Linked DNA regions of Mus musculus: region 1 is linked to region 2. A link is a loop called in an ENCODE intact Hi-C map of the cell type or tissue named here. Cell type or tissue: left cerebral cortex. All regions are shown on one strand.

The links. A loop is a pair of places that touch in the nucleus more often than their neighbours do. Peaks named below come from ENCODE experiments on the same cell type or tissue, not always from the same donor. Only the 100,000 strongest peaks of a DNase experiment are listed, where the experiment ranks them.
Region 1: a loop joins it to region 2, with 2.6 times the contacts of the local background. A loop is called at or near these places in 15 of 42 quality-filtered maps.

Annotation. Positions count from the first base shown.
Region 1 is chrX:12,064,861-12,067,360 of GRCm38, forward strand. The region is part of intron 1 of Bcor (BCL6 interacting corepressor); the gene reads right to left. Among named protein-coding and RNA genes, the nearest start is that of Bcor, 14 kb to the right of the region's middle. In left cerebral cortex, no CTCF peak of the experiment used is centred here; DNase peaks (open chromatin) are centred at 1,207, 1,601 and 1,699.
Region 2 is chrX:11,997,911-12,000,410 of GRCm38, forward strand. No RefSeq gene overlaps it. Among named protein-coding and RNA genes, the nearest start is that of Gm34301, 3.0 kb to the right of the region's middle. In left cerebral cortex, CTCF peaks have their summits at 1,284 and 2,310; DNase peaks (open chromatin) are centred at 697, 1,251 and 2,127; H3K4me3 peaks cover 643 bases.

The DNA of each region.
Region 1 (2,500 bases), 67 kb after region 2:
GTATCTGCCTGCTGGAACCGAGGTCTGGGGGAACCTCTATGTGGCAAGCATGCATTGGTATGTGGCTGCAGTCCTTAGAACTTACTGTGTTTAACGGAGAGCCGGAGGACTCACCTGAACAGACTTGGTGAACAATCATTTGCTCCTGAGCCAAAGAGTGGCTAGAGTACCCATGCTTGGTTTGAGCAGGACCAAGATTAGGTGCTGTCCCTCCAACCCAGGCATCTCTAAAAAGGAGCCCAATTGCTTCATGTTCTGAAAAGACATCAGGTGACCCCCAAGGTGTACCTACTAACACCGTTTAGTCGATCCCTGCCAAGACAGCACATAGAGATGCAGAAGAGCATACTCTTTCCTTTTCTAAAAGGCAAGGTCTTTCTGTCGTGGCTAGCCTGGAACTCAAGAGATGGATGTGTCTCTGCTGGGCTTAAAGTCATATGCCACCGCAGCCCACTTACTTGTTTCTTCTTTAAGGACATTTAAGATCTCCCCCTGCAGACAACGGGGAGGAGGCAGTGAAGGCAGTAGCAACACTAGGCTCAACTGTCTGTTGTCCCCACTGCCACCCCATAGTGGCAGATCATCTTCCACTGCCACCGGTGACCCCTGCACCCACAATAGGAAAAATATTGCTTCCAGAGACTAGGAAGAGATGAAACCTCTCAAACACTGGCAGTCCCTTCTTTGGGATTAAGTTCTTTCCCTAGGCCCTTCTGGCCACCACCCTACGGGCAGTTATGTGGGCAGCAGCCAAAGATTGAACAGGTCCATCTGTAGCACTGCACCCACAATAGGAAGCTTAGGTGGCACATGGGTAGCCTGGTCCCAGTCAGTGTCCATTCTCTTTGGCTCTCACCCTCACCCACCCTGTGTCCCTGGGCAGGTGGCTGAATCTCTCCAACCTTGGTCCCCCTCTGTAAATATTTGGCCCTGTGTTTTCTAGAGACTTTGGCTGCACTCTGGACTTGAGTTTTGCCTGGCAATCGCTGGAGCCCGTTAACCCCATCCAACAGCATCTGACTCCACTAAACACGCTGTTCAGAATGGTGATGCGGTCTCCTATCTATCATGGGTGGGGAGCTGACGAGGGAGATACAGAGGGGCCAGACCAGGAGGGGGAAAACACAACTGATGTGGATTTCACCCAAGCCCAAAGCTAGCGCCAGCCCTTCCTGGGGTTGCTCCAAAAGCAGACTGAGTCACAGCAGCACCACGCTCTGGGTGTCAAGGAAGGGAGGGGAAAGACGTTCCTATTTTAGAATGTTGGGGGGAGGGCCTATGTGGGGGTGGGAAATGAAAAGAAAATGCTTTCCCGGATATGCAATGCAGGGCGGGTCCTCCTGGGCTGCTTTCCCAGATGAGCAAGGGACCCTCAAATTGCTCCCAGGTCCTGAGCCATTTAGCATCTATCTGAGGTGTGGGGTTAGAGGTGTGTGAGCCAGGCTGCCCAGGTGCACACTCCAAACCACAACCACTGGCTCTGTGGGTGTCGCCACCCACAACCCCAAATTTTACATTAGTAAAAGACTAAAGTCAGGGAGCAGGCGCGGAGGAGACGGACGATGGCCATGCTCACACAGACCTGACCTTCCCAGCATACAGAACCTTTCTAGTTTCTTCCTGAAGCTCCAGGGTCACGGCAGAGAGCCATCGGGATAGGGAATAAACTTGACCCTCAGTGGCAGCGGAGGGAGAAAGGAGGAGGGGCGGCCCCCTCTCCATGCCTCTGCAGAGCCTGATGTGAGGAGTCTGCAACAAAGGGATTGTCTTTCCCAGCACTCGCTCCCTGCTCAGAGCTCACTAGCCCCTTCTGCCCCTCCTTACAGCTCCCTGCCAAGGTCCCAGCAGGGAGAGGTAGCAGACCTGGCCAGAAACCCCCTCAGGCCTTCCAGAAACTGCCAGTTCTCCCCTTGGGCAGCCACCCTCCCCAAAGACCCTAGTTAACCCCTGGAACCCTGCGTTCTCACGGGAACTTCCAGAGTTCCGCTGCGGGAGCCTTCACTACTCCTTTGGTCTTCATCATCAAATTTCAAACAAAAATAAACTTTTGAGTGGGTTCAGGCGGAATTTGAGCCCTCAAGGGACATGCTCCCGAGCTTACCGGTAGAGTTAGGACTGCAAACCCTACCTTCACTTTGAGCTTCCTTCGGTCAGACTGTACCTCTGGACTCTCCCCTAAGCTGAGAGCTGAGTGTGGTGGTATACTGTAAAATAGGACAGGCACGGAGCCCTGGGTAGGGCAGACCCCAAGAGTCTACTAAAAGTGGGTTGCTGGGCATCCATCCTCTACCCGAGGCAGAATCCCAGCTATGGGGATCAGATTTACCACCGCTCCCAACCCAAGGACAGGGATGGCTATTTCCCCCTCCCTTCTACAGGAATGGCCAGAGACTCCCTTCCCTGCCTTTTGTTCTTTCCGATTACCTCAGGCTGCGCCAGATAAACTAGTCAGTGAACTATATCTGCATCCAAAGCGCACTGGGGTGAATTTGGAAGCAAG
Region 2 (2,500 bases):
GCGAACCTGGGACCTAGGAAAAGACCAGGGGCTTTATCTGGCCTTGGGCAGGCTTCCAACCAAGGGGTTCACACAAAGTGAGCCCTCTGCCTCCCCAGAGCACAACCTGGCCCTGCAAGAGCCCAAGAGGACTCAAGTCCCAACACATGGGACCCTCCCAGACCCCACCCAGCCCTCACACCAATCCCAATCACATGGGCGAAGGAGGTCAATGTCGTTCAAGTAATTTCTCTGCGAACACAAGATGGCAGCCTTAAATAAATGCAACCCTGCGCAGCTTTTAATCTTACACATCATTAAATTCCTAATTTACACATTATGTTTTCGTGGGCCAACCCATAACTCATTAGTGTTGAACTCACGAGGTATAAAGACCACGGCACGATGGGCGCCAGAGCGCTGTCACCTGCCTGGGTTAACAGTGCCTGCCTTGGGGGCAGAAGGAAGGCATGAGAGGCGCACTGGGGTGCTAGTCTGGGCCAAGGCCGCAGCACAGGGGACCCGTGGGTACCAGGTTCAAGGTTGCATGTCGTGCTCACAGCGCTGCTGCAGGGTAAAATGTTCCCTCCAACCCTCCCGGGGCCCGCAGGCGCGAGTCCACTCGTGCACACTCACTGCTGGCACATTGGCACCCGGGTGGTGGAGCGGGGCTCCAGGCCTTTCAGGCCTCCTTGGCAGACATTTTCCTATGGAACAATTTCAAACGAGCAGTAAAAAACCAGAAACCACACAGAGTTACAAACTCTGGCTGGTTATGGGGCCCCTTTCTCCACCTCTGGCGGGGGCCCAGGGCCAGGAATTCATCAAAAGGCAAAGTGTACACGCTAAGGGCTGTGGGCGCTCTGTTCTGAGGTCCCATCTCTCCTCTTCTCCTATTGTCGAGCAGAGCAGCCTTAGCCCTCAGTTTTTTGTTTTGTTTTGTTTTGGGGGGTGGGGTGGGAGGGTGGGGGATGGGGGTGAAATGCAAGACCGTGAAAGCTGCTGCTTCCCTTCTAGGGAATGGACAGGCAGGGTCACCCAGTGTAATCTGATCGTCAGCCCCTGGCCTGGGCAAGGCGTACCCTGAAGGAGAGGGAAGCTGTGGCCTGCTCCGGCCTGGGATCTTAGGGACTTGATGTGTGCGCGGGACCGGAGCGCGGACGAGCTGGCCTCGCTAGGCGGTACAGGGCCAAGCCCCTTAGGTGCTTCGCGTCTCAGCCAAAGGCGGCCAGCTCCGCGCCTGCGGCGGAGTGGGAGGGAGGAGGCTGGGAGAGCGCCCCGCCCTCGCCGCCCGCGGTCACAGGGGCAATTACACTCCTCGCTGCAGACGGTTACCAGCTCGCCCGCGCATCCCTCTCCGGCTCCCCTCCCTCCTCCGCACAACTGCTTGCTCCATCTTAGCGAGGGCGCCGCGGAAACGCGGCGGCGGCCGGCGGCCTCTGGGGACTTCCCTAGGCTTCTGGCTCTCCGTGAGCCGCCCAGATCGCTGGGGCGAGGCCGTCGTCCTCCCCACCACCAGCCTGGGGAGCGATTTTGCCGATGGTGAAAGGGCCGCCAAACCCTTCCCCGAGGCTTTGCAAAGCCCCAGCCCCAACCAACGCAGCAACCCCCACTCCTCTCCAATCTCACGGGTGCCAGTAATCCGGGTGCCCCCCTGACCCGTGTGTCCTTTCCTAGTCCCAGAGCACGATTAAATCTCTAGCCCGAAACCTCAGAGGGCTTTAGTCTGCCAGGCAGGCGTCCTCGGCACCAAATTAACAGTCCCCCCCTCCCGCCCCCTATGGCTTCTACAATTCCGGAAGGTGTCTTTGAAGCTGTGAATGAAAACTCGGGTTTTGGATTAAGGCTTTATTTCCACCTAGCTGCGTGATTTGAAGCGAGTTTCTTAACCTTGGATGTTACATCTGCAAAGTGGAAGAAATGACGCCCATCTAAGGGTGGCTGCTTGGACTGGGAAGAGATACATATGGGTAGTAGGTGACATGCTTGGCACAATATCCTGGTGGAAATCATTATTGCCACAAGGCCACAACTGTGGTGACATTAGTCAGATCTCCACCACCACACACAAACCCGAGGCTAAGGCCTGTCGGAGTTCTGGCACGCTTCCTGCAAAACAAGGTGCGCAGAAGCCACGAGCTAGGCCTGAAGGGAGGACAGTGGGAGCGAGGGGTTGCTAACCAAGCGAATCCCTCAGCCATCCTTTACAAATGAATAGGGCTCTGTCTCAAGCTTCCGCCATTCCAACGCCAGGTCTACAACGCCTAAGGCTTAAACCTGGCGCGGCAGTAAATTTAGCCTGAAGGCAGCGCCTCTTGTGGGGCGGGGATGGATGTCTCCTAGCTGGAAGGATGGAAAGCGATCAGGGTAGGGAAAAGGAGTTGCTTCTGGGAAGAAGGGTCTGGGAAAAGAAACATTTCCGGCCGCTGGAGGGGCACTGACGAAAAGAAATAGGACGCAAAAGAAGCCCCCCCCCCCCCAGAACTTGGGCCACTGTGGGAGCCGAGCGAGACAGACTTCC